Regions from separate parts of the Homo sapiens genome. Here region 1 is linked to region 2. A link is a loop called in an ENCODE intact Hi-C map of the cell type or tissue named here. Cell type or tissue: mammary epithelial cell. All regions are shown on one strand. Each heading gives the region's core, and the rest is flanking DNA. Links, peaks and the distances in the headings are about the cores only. Region 1 overlaps LOC105373785 (a long non-coding RNA gene). Region 2 has its middle 450 kb from the start of FSIP2.

Evidence for each region. A loop is a pair of places that touch in the nucleus more often than their neighbours do. Peaks named below come from ENCODE experiments on the same cell type or tissue, not always from the same donor. Only the 100,000 strongest peaks of a DNase experiment are listed, where the experiment ranks them.
Region 1: it touches region 2 in a loop (12-fold over the local background); 10 of 110 quality-filtered maps call a loop at or near these places.

What each region holds. Positions count from the first base shown.
Region 1 is chr2:186,457,391-186,468,577 of GRCh38, forward strand. The region is part of intron 1 of LOC105373785 (a long non-coding RNA gene); the gene reads right to left. Among named protein-coding and RNA genes, the nearest start is that of ZC3H15, 23 kb to the right of the region's middle. In mammary epithelial cell, for the core only: CTCF peaks have their summits at 1,826 (motif pointing left) and 3,265 (motif pointing left); no DNase peak of the experiment used is centred there.
Region 2 is chr2:185,284,412-185,296,181 of GRCh38, forward strand. No RefSeq gene overlaps it. Among named protein-coding and RNA genes, the nearest start is that of FSIP2, 450 kb to the right of the region's middle. In mammary epithelial cell, for the core only: a CTCF peak has its summit at 6,820 (motif pointing right); a DNase peak (open chromatin) is centred at 6,830.

The sequences.
Region 1 (11,187 bases), core at 1-8,000, 1.2 Mb after region 2:
ACAGTAGGCAATATAAAAAGAATTAGACCTGAATGTCTGGAAACCAAAGTTTTAGCTGTGGCTGTACTACTAGGTAATAGGGGCCTCAGACAAGTTAAAATAAGATAATATTAAGATTACAGTTGTTCCCAAATCTGACTATAAAAGTACTGGAGAAATTTTCCGGTGACATTGTTTTTGACATAAATTCCCAGTAGTTCCGAGGTGGTACTAGAAAAAAGCTTTTAAAAGTTGGTTATCTGCAAGATTAGGGGTCTCAAATCCTCAGTTGTATTTGCAAGTTATTTTTACGGGTCATTCCAGATTATTTTTTATCATTCTTTTCTTTGGTGAGCTATTGGTATGAATAAAATTACTTAGAAAATAAGTGGTGCATTAACACCAAAAAATGAATAAAGCCCCTCTCTAATGATGAATTAACCACTCCAATGTGAAAAGGTCTATGTATTTTCTAAGTAAAATGGTGTTTACAATCTACAGTCTGGTTGTGGTAGGCAGAATTCTAAGATTTCCAGTCCCTGGTGTATACAAACACCTTCTCTCATTCAATCAAACACTAATCTAGGTGCTAGTGTGAAAGCATTTTATAGATGTAATTAAGCTCCCAAATCAGTTGACCTTAAAGTAGAAAGATTACAATCGCAGAGAGTCTGGCCTAATCACACGAGCCCTAAAAAGGAAACAGGTTCTTCCTGATAAAAGAGATTCAAAGCATCAGAGGACTCCACGTCAGGGAGATTATCTGATGCTGGCTTTGAATATAGAGGGGGCCACAGGGCAAAGAATGCAGGTGGCCTCTAGGAGTGGAAAGCAGCCCCTAGATGACTGTCAGCAAGGAAATGTGGACCTCAGTACTACAACCACAAGAAATTAAATCTTGCCACAACCACATGAGCTCCAGACAAGAAGACAGCTAAAAAAAATCTTGATTTTAGCTTTCTGGGACCTTCAGCTAAGCCATGGTCAGACTTCTGACCTATAGCAGTGTGGGATAATAAAATGGCTGTTTCTTCAAGCAGTAAAGTTTGTGGAAATTTGTTGTACAACATTACAAACCTAACACACTAATATAAAGGGTTCTGTATTTGAATTTTGGAATTTAGGAAAGCTGAGTTCCTGGATCCATTACTGTAATTGATTAGATAGCCTAAAACAAGGCAATGGCTTTCCTTAATGCCTTCCCTTAGCCTGTAGAATCCCATAACAAAGCAGCTTAATATTACACAAAGTAATATATTCAGAATTTAAATACGTCCTTAAAACAAATGTAGAAATAAAATATTCACTTTGCTTTGCTTTTCTTACATTGTGAAGAATCCCTCCTATCTGTCATAAAAATGACTTGATTTTAATTAGGAGTCTAACAAAAAAAGTAACTATGATATTCCAAAAAAAACTCAGTCATCAGTTCTGGCAAACATTCTGTTAATAAATGATGTTATTAGTATTTTATGTATTTAATTTTAATGATTCTGAAATAATTATCGATATTATAATTTATTATTTAAGTCTACTATTCTATAAGTAAATCTAGGTTAATCTGGCAGAAACCACTGCTCTGAACTCAGTGGAAAAAAAGGAGAGAGAGAAATCTATTCAGTTTACCTTGAAAAATTCTCTGAGCAATCTCTTTAAAGCACACGTACAAAAATTAGAATTTAGAATTTAACAATTCAGAATTTCAGCGATTTTCATTTAGAATTTCAGCAATTTACATTCTTTTAATAATTGCTTCAGTGATGATGTTATTAAAATAAAGTACCTGCATTTGCCATGATGAAGTATCAACACAAGTCATTTGTTTTACAAAAGGTATTGGCTGCCATCTCTTGGACTGTGTGAGCATTGTGCTTCAAAAAGAATAAACAAACCCTCAGCCTTTGAAAAAATTTCTTCACAAAAGAAATCAAAAAAAGGTGTGAATAGTTGAGCAGCAAACAAATATTAATTGTATGTATTTGATTATTTCACTTAGAAACATGACTTACATATGTGGTTAATTTTTCTTGGATGTGTTTTTAAAAGGTGTATTCAAACAGGAGGCAAATAAATGTATACATTATCCTAATTTTAGATTTTATGTTTTTATTTAAAACATTATTTGCACAGTTTCACTTAATGATTTTTCCATCTTATTCTATAGTTATGGCTACAACACTAGTCACTTCTCTCTTTAATATATGAGTTAAGATGCCAAGTCTGATTCCTTTCTTCTGAACCTAATTGACAGTACAAATCCTTCAGAGATAAATAATTATGGTTTCTCACTAGAATCAAGTTTATTTTCATCTTACAGATATCATGTGGTTGAAACTAATAGGACAAAGAGAACGCTTAATTATTGATATAAAACTAAACTACACTCATTTTACGGAAGTTAGTGATAAAAACTCACATTTCAATCTTCTCTCCATTCATGATTGATTCTGTATGGCATCTGTACATACTTTTTAAAATTCTATAAATTAATGATTTTCTAAAAGAAGAAAGTATTTGAGAAGACTCAGTCTCTAAATATATATTTAATTTTACCTATAAGATACCTAACGTGAAAGACTATAAAAGTAAAAACCAAAAAAATTAAAAACAAAGGCAGTTTTTCTGTCATATAAAAGGAAATTGTATCACAACCTACAAATAACCAAATGTAAATTAAATAAGTCTGTTTTTATAGTAATAACTGTGAATAAATGCAAACATCATACTCCCATCAGAGCTCACTATGTATGTGAGAAGTAGAAACCTCCCTTGGCAATTAGTAGATTGCAGTAATAGTGTGCAGTTTTGTAATAGAACATTTTGTTACTTTTTAAAACTTTGGGTTTCTATTTTTAATATGTTCTATTAAACAATTTGAGATAGTAAAAAGAAAACCATTTAATTGCTTCTGAGGTTGTGAAAACTCCTTGGGTATTTGAAATGATCTAACTTTAAAATAATTATTATTATGTTGTTAAGAATTGAGTGTTCATGTAATTCACAATTATTTGCCTTCTCACCAGGCAGATCATCTAGGATGAAATTACAGAAAAATTAAGGAATGGTGTGTCAGATATACAAGTAGTTTTGAATTCAAATTTGATTATTTAAGTAGTAAAATTCACATTGCTTAATTTCTTAATTATCTAGGCAAAAACTTCAAGTGAAATACCAAATATGTGGAAAGTAGAAAATATGTGAATACAAAGAGAATCCTAACTCTTGTCACCAAGAAAAGAACAGTGTTGATGTTGCTGGTTTAGAGCTGTAAAGTTGTGACACCTGGTGGATATTGTTGAAAAGGCACGTGATACAGCAAAAGAAACTATTGACAAAGTAAACAGACAACCTACAGAGTAGGAGAAAATATTTGCAAACTATGCATCTGACAAATCTATAAGTAACTTAAAACAAATTTAGAAGAGAAAAATAACCCCTTAAATAGTGGGCAAAGGACATGAACAGACACTTCTCAAAAGAAGACATACATGCAGCCAATGAGCACATGAAGAAAAGCTCAACATCACTGGTCATTAGAGAAATACAAATCAAAACCACAATGAGATACCATCTCATACCGGTCAGATGGCTATTATTAAAAAGTCAAAAAATAACAGATGCTGGCAAGGTTGTGGAGAAAAGGGAACATTTATACACTGTTGGTGGGAGTGTAAATTAATTCAACCATTGTGGAAAACAGTATGGCAATTCCTTAAGAGCTAAAAGGAGAACTACCATTCCACCCAGCAATCCCATTACTGGGTATATACCAGAGGAATATAAATCATTCTATCATAAAGACACACGCTCATTAATGTTCACTGCAGCACTATTCACAATAGCAAAGACATGCAATCAACCTAAATGCCCATCAATCACAGATTGGATAAAGAAAATATGGTATATACACACCTTGGAATACTATGCAGCCATAAAAAAGAATGAGATAATGTCTTTTGTGGGAAAATAGATGGAGCTGGAGGCTATTATCCTTAGCAAACTAATGCAGAAACAGAAAACCAAATACTGCATGTTCTCACTTATAAGTGGGAGCTAAATGATAAGGACTTATGAACACAAAGAAAGAAACAACAGACACTGGGATCTACTTGATGGGAGAGGGTGTAAGAAGGGGAAGGAGCAGAAAAGATAACTACTGGGTACTGGTTTAATACCCGAGTGATGAAGTAATATGCACAACAAACCCCTGTGACACATGTTTACCTATGTAACAAACCTTCACTTGTATCCCAAAACCTAAAATAAAAGTTAAAAAAAGAGAAAAGGCATGTGATAGCCATGTGCAGTTAAATTCAGCAGCCAAGAGCCCCCTGTGGCCATTGAGCACTTGAGGTGCAGCCAGCCAAAATGGAGATGTGGTATTCAAAGACCTTGTATTAAAAATATATATATATAATATCTAATAATGTTTTATATTGGTTACATGTTGAGATGATAATATTCTGGCTATATTTATTAAATAAAATATATTAAAATTGATTTCACCTGTTGCTCTCTTACTTTTTCTTATTTGGCTACTAAAAATTTTAAAGTTATATATGTGGTTCACATTTGTGGTTTATATTTCTATTGGATAGTGCTGTGATAAAATCTAAGGCTTAAATACTATTAAGGTATAAAATTTCTCAGCGTCTTTGTTAGAATAGGAAAAAATGTATGTAATGTATGATTAACATATGGTAGACAACATTTTAACATGGCTTCCACTGGTCCACATCCTTTTATACCTCCCCACTGGGGTAGGCAGTTTCTGTGAATAGAATGGGATATCATTCCCTTCAATCAGGGTATATTGTATGGCAAAGATAAAGGGATTTCTGCAGATGTAATTAAGGTTTCTAATTAGTTGACTTTGAGTTAATCAAAAGGGAGATTATGCTGGATGGCCTGGCCTAATCAGATGATTTCTTAAAAGACACTCAAAGCAGCAGCAGACACTCACCTATTGGCCTATAAGAAGCAAACTGCCATGTTGTAGGGAAAGCCACGGCCTCCCAAAATGCTGGTGGTAGTACAGGTTTGAGCCGTCTAACCCAGCTGGTTTCTTCTCTTGACCAGGGATTGCAAAGATGCACACCTAGGCTTCCCTCAATTGCGTATTGTAATTATAGGGTGTTACACATCTCATTTTTGTTATACCTGCCTGTGTCTGCTGATATTAGGTCAATTGATCTGTTTTCTCATATCCTTGCATTTTGGATTCTTATTTTTGGAAGAGGCCTTTTTTCCCTTAAATTAGTTTTTACTATGTCAACACATTTCCAAAATACTATAAGACCTACTTTTCTTTAAATTAATTTCTTGTTACCCTAAAGCAGAGTTAGTTGTTCTTGGCACTATAGTTTCAGAACACTTTGCAGAGTTCTGTTACAGAATTTACCATGTTGTATAGTAACTACTTCATGTCTAGATCTACCATTAAATTAAGAATAGAGGCCACACCTTATTCAACATTGCATCCCTAATCTGTAGCAGGCAATAAAATAAAACAAAATAGAATATACTATCGACTTGAATTAAAACCTCAGTGAGCTTCATCAAAACATTTAAAACAAACCTGCATTATTTCCAGTAGTAAACTTCCTTCCCTCTGCAATAAGCTGATTATTTCATTGGTTGAACTAGATCTACAATGGGGTGGTGTGACAAATGGGAAATTGGGGAAGGGGAGGGAGGAGTGGGCGTGAGGTTACAATTGTTTTGTGTCGTCTTCCCCCTGCCCTCCACACCCTTATGCCTAATCAACTAACCACTATCATTATCTAAGGTTTCAGGGCCAGAACCTCTTAAACAAGTTGTTTAAGAAGTTGTCAAAAACATGACTTTCCTGCAGGTGAATTTGATATTTTAGATTACAGAAATTGAAAGTGAGAGTAGGTAAAAAGAAGAATATAGTTCTTAAGGGAAAGAAAAGATTAAAACTATGCTCCTATTTTCCACAGTGAAGGTCGTAAGTGTCCTTGAGGTATTTTGGTTAGCTTCACTTCTCATAACTGGTGATATTTATTTTGATAATTACAGTGTAGAAAGATTTTTTTAAAAGGGAACATTTTCTGACTCCTATATTTATCTGAGTTATTATCTTTCTATGAGATTAGCTATTGTTTGAGCCCGTCTCAGCCAAGTTTATTGGCAATTCCAGTCTATTTGCCAACAACTTAAGAAGCACTTATTTTAAACTAAAGTACACCCCAATCCTTAGATGAAATCCTGCCTCAGGTTCACAATGCCAAATCAATAGAATCATTCAAATCCAAGGTTAACTCTTATCTCGGAACCAAGCTCATTCCTATTGATTAAACTTTTATTTTTGTCTTATTATGAAGAACAGAAGGACCTTGGAAGCGGCTGCAGAAAGAAAGGTGCAATACACAATCCATTTATGTCCCTTTGTAACATCCATTGATTCATATAATTTTTGCTTTCAATTTTATTCCAAATATAATAGCATGTCTCCTTGTCTATAAGAATTATTTTTTCCTGATTGATGGAGTTTTTCAAATACCAACTATTATCAGTGTTTTTTTAAAAAAATGCTAGGGGAATAAGAGGAATGAGAATAAAACAGACATGTAGCACATGAAACAGTCACAGCAGATTTCTGTAAAATTAGAGAAAAAAAAGTTTGTGAATGCTTAAAGAATTAATCTGTTTTTCTGTATGGAGAGTCCTTAAATAGCTAAAAGTAGATCAATCATTCAATCTGGCAATCCCCCTATTGGGTATCTACCCAAAGGAAAAGTCATTATATGAAAAACACACTTGCACACATATGTTTATAGCAGCACAATTCACAATTGCAAAGATGTGGAACCAACCTAAATGTCCATTCACTAATGAGTGGATAAAGAAAATGTGGTATATATGCATGATGGAATACCACTCAGCCATTAAAAGGAACGAAATAATGTCTTTTGCAACAACTTGGATGGAGCTGTAGGCCATTATTCTAAGTGAAGTAACACAGGAGTGGAAAATCAAAAACCATATGCCTTCACTTATAAGTGGGATCTAAGCTATGAGTAAATAAAGGCATACAGAGTGATATAATGGACTTTAGAGACTCAGAAGTAGGAGGGTGGGAAGGGGGCTAGGGATAAAAAACCACACTTTAGGTATAATGTGCACTACTCTGATGATGGGTACACTAAAATCTCAGAATTCACCACCATATAGTTCATCCATGTAACAAAAAGCCAGTTGTACCCCAAAAGCTATTGAAATAAAAAAAAAAACACGCTGTATACCTTAAGTAAATACAATTTTGTTTTTGAAAAAATCTGTTTTTAAAAGAATTTTAGTTTACAAAACTTGGCACTAGCAAATGCTTGATGTTTTTATTCTCCCTATTTTTCCCTTGTAGACATTTTGATATCCTTTTTATTTTGTCTATGATGACAAAAGCAAATATACAGGTAACCATAATAATAAAAGATTTATAGAGCAAAACTAAAGTTTTTCAGAGAAGAAGAAATTCTGCCTCAAGACTGCAGTATCAACTGTTGCCTGAATTTCCATCCTTCTGCCCTGCCCTACAAATTTTCAGACTCATCAGCCTCCAAAAACACATGAACCAATTCAAAAATAAAGAAACTAATTAATTAATTTTATTTCCCTGGAGAACCCTCACGGATAAAATAGGTATGAATGGTATTTTCTCCTACAAACAGGTATGCAAGAAATATCAAATTTCTTTTATTTTATTTAAATCAAATTAATTCCAACTCCAAGTGTCCATCACACAGGCCAGCAGGAAATTCAACCTAGGTCCTAAGAGGTCACAAGCACCCTTTCATCTTTCACTATCATTTTCTCCTTTGATATCTCATTTTCCAAGGTCACTTAGTCCCTGCTATAATTTCAATAGTTGTACCCTCCAAAATTCATGTTGAAATTTAATCCACAATGTGGCAGTGTTGAGAGGTGGGTCCTTTAAGAGGTGAATGGGTCATGAGGGCTCTGCCTTCATAAATACATTAATATATTCATGAATCAATGGGTTAAAAGGTAAATGGATTACTAGGTTATCATGGGATTGGAACTTGTGGCCTTATAAGAAAAGGAAAAAAGACCTGAGCTACCATGTTAGCACATTCAGCCCCCTCACCCTGTGCCACTTTGAGACTCTGCAGAGAGCCCCCACCAGTAAGAAAACCCTCACCAGATGCAGCCCCTCAACCTTGGACTTCTCAGCCTCCACAACCATAAGAAATAAATTCCTTTTCTTTACAAATTATCCAGTTTCAAGTATTCTGTTATAAGCAACATAAAACAGAGTAATATAGTCAGTCCCTAAAGGAAGACAGCTCTGCTCATCCTATGTCAAACCTCAGTGCAGGAATATTTGTCAAAGCAGACAGTCCCGTTGCCCTGGGCCCAGGAGAAACACAAAGTAAAACCACTCAAATGTCTTGCCAGTTCCTGCGGTTACTGTCAGGGAATATAGTGTAGATCACCACTATTCTTGGGAGTCATAAACCTCTAGTCTCAGTTTTGGAGAATTAATCTTCCCTCACTCATTTCCATCAAAGGAATTCAGCTTTCTCCTCTATCCTGAATATTTTTCAGAAGCTCTCTCCATTAAACAAAATCCAAGAAGGCAAGCTATTGACAAGCAACATCTCCTTTCTATCAAGTAATAAAAATTCGTCTTGAGAAAGAACAAAGACAAAATTTTCTACCAGTAATGGAGTATAAACATTAGAGGAACAAAATTCAATGTATCAAAAAATGATCATATTCAGTGATATGTTAACCAACAAGTTCTGTGGGAAAGAGGAGGGAAAAAGAACTCTAATTTGTAGGATTTGCCTGCTTCCATGTTGTAAATGTTCCCATTGCAGTTGATTTCAAGCTAACCATGTGACATCACTGAACACAGAGTTGGAAAGAGATGTTCAGTAGCACATAATTATGTAATATACCTACTACATAGATACAATAGACATAACCTCAAGAGCATGGATATGCTGATATGTATTACCTTTGTTAACAATACAAATTATTTTCTTGTACATTTGAATAATTTTAGTTTTTTAATAATGGCTTTTTCATGGCTGGGGCACACAATTTCTGAAAATTTATCAATCCACTTTTATGAACCAATACTAGCTACAAAAAATGTCAAAAGTCAAATGGCAAGCTGCAGTACAACACTGATCTTAACCACACAATGAAAGACCACAAGCATGACTTTGATAAGAACACTGTTGCTGTGCTGTGAATGTCTGTATTCCTCATTCACATTGAATTCACACTGAATTCACAAAAATTCACCTTGAAACTTAAACCCCAAGTTGATGGTATTTAGAGGTTGGGCCTTTTGGGCAATGATTAAGTCATGAGGTCTCTGCCATCATGAATGGGATTAATGCCCTTATAAAAGAGACTTCACAGAGTTGCCTGGCCCTTCCATCTGTTTTGCAATGTGAGAACACAGCATTGTCTCTTCTGCCATGTGAGGACACAACAACAAGCAAAGAGCACCAGAGGCTGGTGCCTTGACCTTGGACTTCCCAGCCTCCAGAACTGTGAGAAATAAATTTCTGTTATAGTCTATTATTTATAAATTATCTGTCTGTGGTGTTTTGTTATAGCAGCAGGAATAGACTAAGACTACCTGTGTAATGAAAATTGGCTCAGCCTCTGCAAACAAGGGAAGTAGACCTAAAGTTTTTTTTCACCTCTTCAGGACAGACAGACAAATCTAGCCTGCTCAAATGAGAACAGCCACCCAGGCCATGAGATCAACTTGTTGCTTACTATTTATAACAGCTGCACTCAAACTTCTTGCTCTCATGACCATTTTGAACTCTTAAAAATATTGGGAAACCAAAGAGCTTCTGTTTATGAGAGTTAATCTCTCAATACTTGCCATATTAGAAATTAATTCTGAAATGTTTCATTAATATTTATTCATTTTTAAATAACAGTAGTAAACCTATTAAATAGGTTGACATGTTTAGTACATTTATATTTACATAAGAGCATATTTTATGAAAAATAACTATATTTTCCAGAAAAATAAAGTAATAAGAAAGGTAGCATTGTTACACAATTTTTCAAATCTCTTTAATGTCTCTCTTAATAGAAAACAGCTGGAAAATGGATTAAGATAGTCTAATAGTCCATGAGGATCTGAATATTTTCAACAACCACTTAAGTGAACTTAGAAGTGGATCTTCCCCTATTCAAGTCTTCAGATAAGATCACAGCCCTGGCAACCCCTTGATTGCAGCCGGAAAGCCAGAAGTCACAGTAAGCCAAGACCAGACTTCTTTTTTTCTTTTTTTTTTTTTTTTTTTGAGAGAGAGTCTTTCTGTGTCACCCAGGCTGGAGTGCAGTGGGGCAATCTCAGCTTACTGCAAGCTCCGCCTCCTAGATTCACACCATTCTCCTGCCTCAGCCTCCCAAGTAGCTGGGAATACAGGCACCCACCACCATGCCCGGCTACTTTTTTGTGTGTATTTTTAGTAGGGACAGGGTTTCACCATGTTAGCCAGGATGGTCTCCATCTCCTGACCTTGTGATCCACACACCTCGGCCTCCCAAAGTGCTGGGATTACAGGCATGAGCCACCACCTGTGGCCAAAGACCAGATTTCTGACAGACAAAAAGTAGAAGATGATAGATGTTTGTTGTTTTAAACCAATGAGTTTCGGGGAATTCATTACATTGCCATTGAGAACTAATACAAATGGAATAGTTGCTCAACACTCATTTATTTATTCAGTGAATGTATATGTTGAATGTGTGTGTACCAGTTACTTTAAGAGGAGAGGAGAAGCAGATGTGACTCTGACATGGGCCCTCTACCCTTAAGGAACCAGTCTGATGAGGGAGATAAATAGGAAAACAGATGGCATACAATATCTATAATGCAAATATAGGAACATAAGACTATAAAAAGGAAAATAACTAACTCTATTTGAGAAGGTTTCACTAACTACCATTTGGAATAGTTAATAAAGGTTGAGCACGTTTAAGACTCTGGCAAGTGGCACTGATTCAATAGGAGCTGCTACTTCAGGAATCAAACCAAGGAGTCTACATGTAATCATTTCTGAACCACCTACATGCAGTTATTAGATAAAGCCATGAGAGGAAATAAGATTTCTTCAAAAAAAAGCATATGGAGAAAACCCAAAACTTAAAGACTCATGCAGGTGAAATATGAGAAGACAATAC
Region 2 (11,770 bases), core at 3,414-11,413:
CTTGATGGCTTATTTCTTTTTATTACTATATAATATTCCACCGTATGATAAACAAGTTTGTTCTTCCATTGACTCTTAAAAGCACCTCTTGGTTGCTTCCAGCTTTTGGCACTTATGAATAAAGCTGCTATAAATATTTATGTGCAGGTTTATGTAGATATACATTTTCAATTCAGTCTGGCATATACCTATTTACATGATTGATGAATGTAATGGTAAGATTTATTTTCAGCTTTGTAAGAAATTACCAACTGTATTCAAAAGTAGCCATATCATTTTACATCATTACACCAGCAGTGGTTGAGAGTTCCTATTGTTCCACATCTCCACCAGCATTTGGTGTTGTCAGGGTTTTAGATATTATCTATTGTAATATGTGTGTAGTGATATCTCACTTGTTTTAATTTGCAATTCCCTAGTGACATATGATCTTTAGCATATTTCCATGTGCATATTTGGCATCTGTATATCTTTTTGTGGTGAGGTGTTTTTTTAATATCCTTATCTATTGTTTTCACTGGGTTGCTTTCTTATTGTGGAATTTTAAGCACTCTTCCTATATTTTGGATACAACTCCCTTATCATATTGCCTTAACACTAAAATGAGATAAAAGCATTGCAAGAATGAAAAACTAGGATAACATTTACACATTCTTCTCAAATGCACATGGAATGTTAACCACAATTGACTATATATTAGGCCTTAAGACAAGTCTCAATGAAGTTAAAAAGTGAAATAATACGAAGTATACTCTTCAACCACAATTGTATGAAATTAGAAATCATTAATAGTTGGAAATTTTGGGACTTAATAAATATGTGAAAAGTAAAACATACTATAAATCCCACTAAAAAATACATGCTGCTTTGACCATGTGTCAAAGAAGAATTCAAAAGGGAAATTAGCAAATACTTGGAAATAAATGAAACTGAAAAATAACTATTCATCAACTATTCACCAAAACATGTGGAATTCACCAAAACAGCGCTGATAGAAAATTTTGGGCCTTAAATGGCTATCTTTACAATGAAGGGAGATCCGCTAGGCACGGTGGCTCACACCTGTAATACTAGCACTTTGGGCAGCTGAAGCAGGCTGATAACTCGAGGTCAGGAGTTAGAAACCAGTCTGGCCAACATGGTGAAACGCTGTCTCTACTAAAAATACAAAAGAATTAGCTGGGCATGGTGGCAGGTGCCTGTAATCCCAGCTACTTGGGAGGCCGAGGCAGGAGAATTGCTTGAACCCAGGAGGCAGGGTTGCAGTGAGCCAAGATTGTGCCACTGCACTCCAGCCTGGGTGACAGAGTGAGACTCTGTCTCAAAAAATAAAGGGAGATATCAAATTAATAATCTAACCGTCCACCTAATGATATTAAAAAGAAGCAAAATAAAGATAAAGCAATCCGAACAAAGGAAATCATAAAGATTTAATCATAAATTAATAAATGAATAACAGAAAAACAATAGAGAAAAATCAACAAGGCCAAAACGTAGTTCTTTGTAAAGATCAACAAACTTGACAAAACTTTAGCTCGGCAAACAAAGAAAGAAGAAAACTCTTATTACTAAAGCCAGAAACAGAATATATTACTCGTGACTTTAGATATAAAACAAAAAGACTGTAAGGAATATGGAAACAATTTTAGGTCAACAAAACAGATTCCTAGATGAAACAGATACACATCTTGAAAGACACAAATAACTGAAACTAACTCAAGAAAATTAGATATATAAATAGATTTTTGACAAATAAGAAGATTGAATTAGTAATCAAAAACCTTCTCAGAAAGAAAAGCCTAGGTGCAGATAGCCTCATTATTGAATTATCTCAGACATTATAAAAAGCATTAACACCAATCGCTAAGACTCTTCAGTAAAATAGCAGAAGAAGGAACACCACAAAAATCTGACTATGAGGCCAGTGTTACCCTAATAACAAAAGCATACAAAGACATTAGCAACAACAAAAACTAAAACCAATATTTTTGTAAATATATACATAACAAACAAACATAAAACACAAAAAATCAATGAAATATTACCAAATCAAATTCAGCAATGTATACAATGTGTAAAAGAATCAGATAACGTGACTAAGTGAGATGTGGAGTATGGAATTCAAGGAGGCACAACCTGAGAAGATCAATTAATGTAATATTATAACAATGTAATATACAATAATAAAATAAAGGGAAAACAATAATCTCAATTGATGCAGAAAAAAAGCATTTCAGAAAATTCAAGAATCTTTTATGATAAAAACACTAAAGCTAAAGAAACTAGAAATAGAAGGGAACTTCTTAAACCTGGCAAAGAACATTTCTGAAACATTTACAGCTAACATCGTATTTAATGGTGAAAGCCTGAAAGATTTCTCACTAAAATCGAAACAAGACATCTATATTCACTCTTGCTCCTCCTATTCAACGTTGCAGTGAAAGCTCTAGCCAGGGAAATTAGGTAACGACAACAAAAAAGGCATTTGATTAGACAGAAAAAAGTAAGTCTATATTTACAGATGATATCTTGTATATATTAATTTCTAAGGAACCCATCAGGAAAAAAAATTGAGATAATAAATACATTAAATAAGATTGAGAGATATAAGGTGAATATACCAAAATCAACTGTATTTCTCACACTAGCAATAAACAATCCAAAAATGAAATTCAGAAAATAGATCCATTTATAACAGCATCAAAAGCAGGAAAATTCTTGTGTATAAACTGAGCAATAGAAATGCAAGATTTGTACACTGAAGGCTATACAACATTATTGAAAGAAATTAATTACTTAAATAAATGGAAAGAAATATTGTCGTTGTAAACTGAAAGACTTATTAGTGTTAAGATGGCAATATACCCCATATTTTTCCACAGAGTCACAAACCATATCAAAACCCCAGCTTCCTTTTCTGCTGAAATTGACAAGCTGTTCTTAAAATTCATGCAGAATTGCTGGGGCCACTGTAAAGGCAAAAAAATTTTTTTCTTTCTTTGCTTTTTTTTTTTTTTTTTGTGGTGGTGTCTCACAAAAAGAGACAGTGGCACGATCTTGGCTCACTGCAACTTCTACCTCCCGGGTTCAAGCGATTCTCCTGCTTTAGCCTGTCGAGTAGCTGGGATTACAGGCAACAGCCACCATGCCCAACTAATTTTTTATTTTTAGTAGAGATGTAGTTTCACCTTGTTGGCCAGGCTGGTCTCGAACTCCTGACTTCAAGTGATCCACTTGCCTCAGCCTCCCAAAGTGCTGGGATTACAGGCACGAGCCACCATGCCTCGTAAAACAATCTTGAAAAAGAACAAAGTTGAAGGCGTCATACATCCTGATTTTAAACCTTAATACAAATCTACCATAAACAAAAGTTTGTGTTGTTGTCATATGGATAGGCATATAAATCAACAGAATGCAGTTGATATTTCATAAATACACCCTTATATTTATCATCACTTGACTTTAACTATGATGGGAAAACTATTCAAGGGGAAGTACAGACTTCTCAGTAAAAGGTACTGTGCCAACTAATAGTCACATGCAAAATAATCAATCTAGACCCATACTTCACAACATTCGTTAAGAGAAAAAAATCTCAAAACAAATTAAAGACATAAAGGTAAGATATAAATCTATAAAATTTGTATAAGAAAAAATAGGTCTAAGTATTTGTGACCTTAATTAGGCAACGATTTCGTGGATATAAAACCAAAAGCAGAGCAACAAAAAAATACATAAATTGGACTTAATAAAATTTGTCCTTTAAAGTATACTATCAAGAAAGCAAAATGTTAACCCATAGAGTGAAAAAAATTCCAATCACATATCTGATAAAGGACTTTTATTAAGAATGTATAAATACTTCTACTCCTCAATAATAAAATGATAAATATTTCAATCAGAATACACAAAGGGTTTGAATGAACATTACTCTAAAGAAGAGATATTAATAGAAATAGCCAATAAGCATATGAAAAGATGTTCAGTATCATTAGTCATAAGGACATTGAAAGTTAAAGTCACAAGGTACCACTATATACCTGGATGGTTCTAATTTTAAAAAGTCAGAAGATAATAAATATTTGCAGAAGATATGGAAAAATCAGGGCTCTCAAACATCCTTATAGAAACGTCAAATGGTACAGCCACTTTAGAACACAGTTTGTTCCTCAAGAATTTATACTTAGAGTTGCCATACAAAGTGACAATCCTACTCCTATGTATACACCAAAGATAACTGAAAATATACATCAGTATAAAAATATGCATGATATTCATAACATCATTATTGATAATAACCAAAAAGTGGAAACTATTAAAATGTCTCTCAATTGATGAATGTATTGTATAAAGACACGTAGTATATCTAGACAATGGGAAATTATCTAGCCATAAAAAGGAATCAGGTACTAATACATGCTACAAAGTAGGTGAACCTTGAAAAAAAAATGCTAAGTAAAACAAGTCACACAAAAAAGACCACATATTATATGTTTCTTCTTATATGAAATGTCCAGAGTAGACAAATCCATAAAGATACAAGTATACTAGTTTTTGACTGGGGCTTAAGGGAGGAGGGGACAATGAGTGATCATTAATTAGTTTGGGGTTTTATTTGAGTGATAAAAAATATTCTGAAATCAGATATTGGTGATGGTTACACAATTTTGTGAATATACTAAAAACCACTGAATTTGTACACTTTAAAAGAATGAATGTTATTGAATGTTATAGTACGTGAATTGTCTCCCAATTAACACATATATGCATACACACTCACACAGTTCCATTGAAATATGGCTACACACCTATTAAAATGACTAACATTTTTAAAATATAAAAATGGACAATAAATATGACAGCAAAGAAGAAGAACAATGGAAATATTCATTTGTTGCTAGTTGGAAAATAACAAGATACGGCCATTCTTTAAATGCAGATTGGTGTTTCTTTTAAATCTAAATACAATCCCACTCCTAGGTATTTTCTCAAAAGAAATAAAAACTATGTTCATACAGAAAACTGTAAACAAATATTTATATAATCTTTATTCATAATCACCCCAGTTTGAAAGCAATCAAAATGCTGTTCAATTGGTGAATTGATAATCAAACAGTAATACAGCTATTTAATATTACTCAGCAATAAAAAAATGTGTTACTGACACCCACCACAATGCAGATAAATCTAAATGCAGTATGCTAAGGGAAAGAAATCAGACTCAAAAAACTGCTCTGTGATATTATTGAAATGATATTCTGGAATAGATCAGTGGGGATATGGTTTGACTAAAAGGACAAAAGATTTAAGGGGACATTGGAATTAGTCTATATCTTGACCTTGGTGATATTTAGACAAAAGTGTTTTTAACAACTCATAGAACTGACAAGGAGTTTGCATTTTACTGTATATAAAATATTGGTTAAGGTTTCAGTCGCTTCCAAGATGGCCGAATAGGAACAGCTCCGGTCTGCAGCTCCCAGCGAGATTGATGCAGAAGACAGGTGATTTCTGCATTTCCAACTAAGGTACCTAGCTCATCTCACTGGGACTGGTTGGACAGTGGATGCAGCCCACGGAGGGTAAGCCGAAGCAGGACGTGGTGTCGCCTCACCTGGGAAGCACAAGGAGTTGGGGGATTTCCCTTTCCTAGCCAAGGGAAGCCGTGACAAACTGTACCTGGAGAAACGATACACTCTCACCCAAATACTGTGCTTTTCGACTGTCTTAGCAACTAGCAGACCAGGATATTCCCTCCCGTGCCTGGCTTGGTGGGTCCCACACCCACAAAGCCTTGCTCACTGCTAGTGCAGCAGTCTGAGATTGACCTGCAATGCTGCAGCCTGGCTGGGGGAGGGGCGTCTGCCAATGCTGAAGCTTGAATAAGTAAACAAAGAGGCTGGGAAGCTCAAACTGGGTGGAGCCCACAGCAACTCAGCAAGGCCTACTGCCTCTATAGACTCCACCTCTGTGAGCAGGGCATAGCTGAACACAAGGCAGAAGACAACTTCTGCAGACTTAAACATCCCTGTCTGACAGCTCTGAAGACAGCAGTGTTTCTCTCAGCACAGTTTTTGAGCTCTGAGAATGGACAGACTGACTCCTCAACTGGGTCCCTGACACACGTGTAGCCTGACTGGGAGACACCTCCCAGTAGAGGTCAACAGACACCTCATACAGATGGGTTCCCCACTGGGACAAAACTTGCAGAAGAAGGACCAGGTAGCAATATTTACTGTTCTGCAATATTGGCTGTTTTGTAGCCTTCTCTGGTGATAGCCAGGCAAATAGGTTCTGGAGTGGACCTCCAGCACACTCCAACAGACTTGCAGCTGAGGGGCCTGACTGTTAGAAGGAAAACTAACAAACAAAAAGGAATAGCATCAACATCAACAAAAAGGACATCCACACCAAAACCCCATCTGTAAGTCACCAGCATCAAAGACCGATGTGGGCAGGAAGCCACCTAGGTGCCAAGGCAAGAGACTAAATTCACAAGCTGTTCCAGTATAATAAAGAGACTGAAGGCACAAGCTGTTCCAGTATAATAAAGTGACTGAAGGCACAAGCTGTTCCAGTATAATAAAGAAAATACTTAAGAATAGTTATATTAGACATAGAATATAGAGATGATTATATATGAATATTATCAATCATTAATTTGTAGCATTACTCTTTATTCCAATGTTATAATAATCTCTGTTCTACAATTATAACCTAGGAAAATCCAGGCCATACACAGATAGGAGCTGAAGGGACATGGTGAGAAGTGACCAGAAAAGAGCGTAAGCCCTCTGTCATGCCTGGACAGGGCCACTAGAGGTCTCCTTGGTCTAGCAGTAACGCCAGTGCCTGGGAAGGCACCCTTTACTTGGCAGACCTCGGTCTAGCAGTAGCACCAGTGTCTGGGAAGGTACCGGTTACTTAGCAGACCAGGAAAGGGAATCTCCCTTTCCCCAGGGGGAGTTAGAGAAGACTCTGCTCCATCACCTCTTGTGGAAGGCCTGATATCAGTCAAGCCCACCTGCAGCCATCCAGAGACCTAAACGTCTCCCTGTGATGCTGTGCTTCAGCGGTCACACTCCTTGTCCACTTTCATGTTCCGCCCTGTACACCTGGCTCTACCTTCTAGATAGTAGTAGCAGAATTAGCAAAAGCATTAAAGTCTTTGATCTCTCCAAGAAATGAATAGAAGAAATAATGACATAAGCTGTCCCCTCTCTCTCTCTGCCTCAGCTACCAAACAGGGAAGGGACTCTGTCTGGTGGACACGTGACTCGTGTGACCTTACCTATCATTGGAGATGACTCACAATCCTTACCCTGCCCCCTTGTCTTGTATCCAATAAATAACAACACAGCCAGGCATTCAGGGCTACTACTGGTCTCCGCATCTTGGTGGTAGTGGTCCCCCAGGCCCAGCTATCTTTTCTTCTATTTCTTTGTCTTGTGTCTTTATTTCTATGATCTCTCGTTGCCGCACATGAGGAGAAAAACCCACAGGCCCTGTAGGGCTGGTCCCTACAGATCAAAGGTAGATAAAAACACAAAGATAGGGAAAAATCAGAGCAGAAAAGCTGAAAATTCTAAAAGCCAGAGCACCTCTTCTCCTCCAAAGGATCGCAGCTGCTCGCCAGCAATGGAACAAAGCTGGACGGAGAACGACTTTGATGAGCTGACAGAAATAGGCTTCAGAAGGTCAGTACTAACAAACTTCTCTGAGCTAAAACAGCATGTTCTAACCCATCATGAGGAAGCTAAAAACCTTAAAAAAAGGTTAGACAAATGGCTAAAACTAGAATAAACAGTGTAGAGAAGACCTTAAATGACCTGATGGAGCTGAAAACCACAGCACAAGAACTTTGTGATGCATGGAAAGCTTCAATAGCCAATTCGATCAAGTGGAAGAAAGGGTATCAGTAATTGAAGATAAAATTAATGAAATAAAGTGAGAAGACAAGATTAGAGAAAAAAGAGTAAACAGAAATGACCAAAGCCTCCAGGAAATATGAGACTATGTGAAAAGATCAAATCTACGTCTGATTGGTGTATCTGAAAGTGATAGGGAGAATGGAACCAAGTTAGAAAACACCCTTCAGGATATTATCCAGGAGAACTTCCCCAACTTAGCAAGGCAAGCCAACATTCAAATTCAGGAAATACAGAAAACACCACAAAGATACTCCTTGAGAAGAACAACTCCAGGACACATAATTGTCAGATTCACCAAGGTTGAAATGAAGGAAAAAATGTTAAGGGCAGCCAGAGAGAAAGGTTGAGTTACCCACACAGGGAAGCCCATCAGACTAACAGTGGATCTCTTGGCAGAAACCCTACAAGCCAGAAGAGAGTGGGGGCCAATATTCAACATTCTTAAAAAAAAGAATTTTCAACACAGAATTGCATATCCGGCCAAACTAAGCTTCATAAGTGAAAGAGAAATAAAATCCTTTACAGACAAGCAAATGCTGAGAGATTTTGTCACCGTGAAGCCTGCTTTACAAGAGCTCCTGAAGGAAGCACTAAACATGCAAAGGAACAACCAGTACCAGCTAGTACAAAAACATGCCAAATTGTAAAGACCATTGATGCTAGGAAGAAACTGCATCAATTAACGGGCAAAATAACCAGCTATCATCATAATGAAAGGATCAAAATCACACATAACAATATTAACCTTAAATGTAAATGGGCTAAATGCCTCAATTAAAAGACACAGACTGGCAAATTGGATAAAGAGTCAAGACCCATCAGTGTGCTGTATTCAGGAGACACATCTCACGTGCAGAGACACACATAGGCTCAAAATAAAGGTATGGAGGAAGATCTACCAAGCAAATGGAAAGCAAAGAAAAGCAGGGTTTGCAATCCTAGTCTCTGATAAAACAGGCTTTAAACCAACAAAGATCAAAAGAGACAAAGAAGGTCGTTACATAATGGTAAAGGGACTGATTCAACCAGAAGAGCTAACTATCCTAAATATATATGCCCAATATAGGAGCACCCAGATTCATAAAGCAAGTCCTTAGAGATCTACAAAGAGACTTAGACTCCCACACAATAATTATGGGAGACTTTAACACCCCACTGTCAATATTATAGAGATCAAAGAGACAGAAAGTTAACAAGGATATCCAGGACTTGAACTCAGCTCTGGACCAAGTGTACCTAATAGACATCTGCAGCACTCTCCACCCCAAATCAACAGAATATACATTCTTCTCAGCACCACATCACACTTATTCTAAAATTGCCCACCTAATTGGAAGTAAAACACTCCTCAGCAAATGTAAAAGAACAGAAATCACAACAAACTGTCTCTCAGATCACAGTGGAATCAAATTAGAACTCAGGATTAAGAAGCTCACTCAAAACCACCCAAGTACATGGAAACAGAACAATCTGCTCCTGAATGAATATTGGGTAAATAATGAAATTAAGGCAGATATAAAGATGTTCTCTGAAACCAATGAGAACAAAGACACAATGTACCAGAGTCTCTGGGACGCACTTAGAGCAGTGTGTAGAGGGAAATTTATAGCACTAAATGCCCACAAGAGAAAGCAAGAAAAATCTAAAATTGACACTCTAACATCACAATTAAAAGAACTAGAGAAGCAAGAGCAAATAAATTCAAAAACTAGCAGAAGGCAAGAAATAACTAAGATGAGAGCAGAACTGAAGGAGATAGAGACACAAAAAATCCTTCAAAAAAATCAATGAATCCAAGAGCTGGTTTTGTGAAAAGATGAACAAAATAGATAGACTGCCAGCAAGACTAATAAAGAAGAAAAGAGAGAAGAATCAAATAGATGTAATAAAAATGATAAAGGGGATATCACCACCAATCCCACAAAAATACAAACTACCATCAGAGAATATTATAAACACCTCTACGCAAATAAACTAGAAAATCTAGAAGAAATGGATAAATTCCTGGACACATACACTCTCCCAAGACTAAACCAGGAAGAAGTTGAATCTCTGAATAGACCAATAACAGGCTCTGACATTGCGTCAATAATTAACGGCCTACCAACCAAAAAAAGTCCAGGATCAGAGGGATTCACAGCCGAATTCTACCAGTGGTACAAAGAGGAGCTGGTACCATTCCTTCTGAAATGATTCCAATCAATAGAAAGAGAGTGAATCCTCTGCAACTCATTTAATGATCCCAGCTTCATCCTGATACCAAAGCCTAGCAGAGACACACACAAAAAAAGAGAATTTTAGACCAATATCCCTGATGAACATCTATGTGATAATCCTCAGTAAAATACTGGCAAACCGAATCCAGCAACACATCAAAAAGCTTATCCACCACGATCAAGTTGGCTTCATCCCTGGGATGGCAGGCTGGTTTAACATACGCAAATCAATAAATGTAATCCATCACATAAAGAGAACCAATGACAAAAACAACATGATTATCTCAATAGACGCAGAAAAGGCCTTTGATAAAATTCAACAGCCTGTCATGCAAAAAAACTCTCAGTAAACTAGGTATTGATGGAACATATCTAAAAATAGTAAGAGCTATTTATGACAGACCCACAGCCAATATCATACTGAATGGGCAAAAACTGGAAGCATTCCCTTTGAAAACTGGCACAAGACAAGGATGCCCTCTCTCACCATTCCTATTCAACATAGTATTGGAAGTTCTGGCCAGGGCCATCAGTCAAGAGAAAGAAATAAAATGTACTCAGTTAGGAAAAGAGGAAGTCAAATTGTCCTTGTTTGCAGATGACATGATTGTATGTTTAGAAAACCCTGTTGTCTCAGACCATAATGTCCTTAAGCTGATAAGCAACTTCAGCAAAGTCTCAGTATACAAAATCAACGTGCAAAAATCACATGCATTCCTATACACCAATAACAGACAAACAGAGAGCCAAATCATGAGTGAACTCCCGTTCACAATTACTACAAAGAGAATAAAATACCTAGGAATCCAACTTACAAGGGCTGTGAAGGACTTCTTCAAGGAGAAATACAAACCACTGCTCAACGAAATAAAAAAGGACACAAACAAATGGAAGAACATTCCATGTTCATGCATAGGAAGAATCAATATCATGAAAATGGCCATAGTGCCCAAGGTAATTTATGGATTCAATGCCATCCCCATCAAGCTACCAAGGACTTTCTTCACAGAATTGGAAAAAACTACTCTAAAGTTCATATGGAAGAAAAAAGGAGCCAAAACAATCCTAAGCATAAAGAACAAAGCTGGAGGCATCATGCTACCTGACTTCAAACTATACTACAAGGCTACAGTAACCAAAATAGCATGGTACTGGTACCAAAACAGATATATAAACCAACGGAACAGAACAGAGACCTCAGAAATAACATCACACATCTACAACCATCTGATTTTGACAAACCTGACAAAAACAAGAAATGGGGAAAGGATTCCCTATTTAATAAATGGTGCTGGGAAAACTGGCTAGCCATATGTAGAAAGCTGAAACTGGATCCCTTCCTTCTCAAAATGGATTAAAGACTTAAGTGTAATACCTAAAACCATAAAAACCCTAGAAGAAAACATAGGAAATACCATTCAGGACATAGGCATGGGCAAAGACTTCATGACTAAAACACAAAAAGCAATGGCAAGAAAAGCCAAAATAGACACATGGGCTCTAATTAAACTAATGAGCTTCTACACAGCAAAAGAAACTACCATCAGAGTGAACAGGCAACCTACAGAATGGGAGAAAATTTTTGCAATCTACCCATCTGACAAAGGGCTAATATCCAGAATA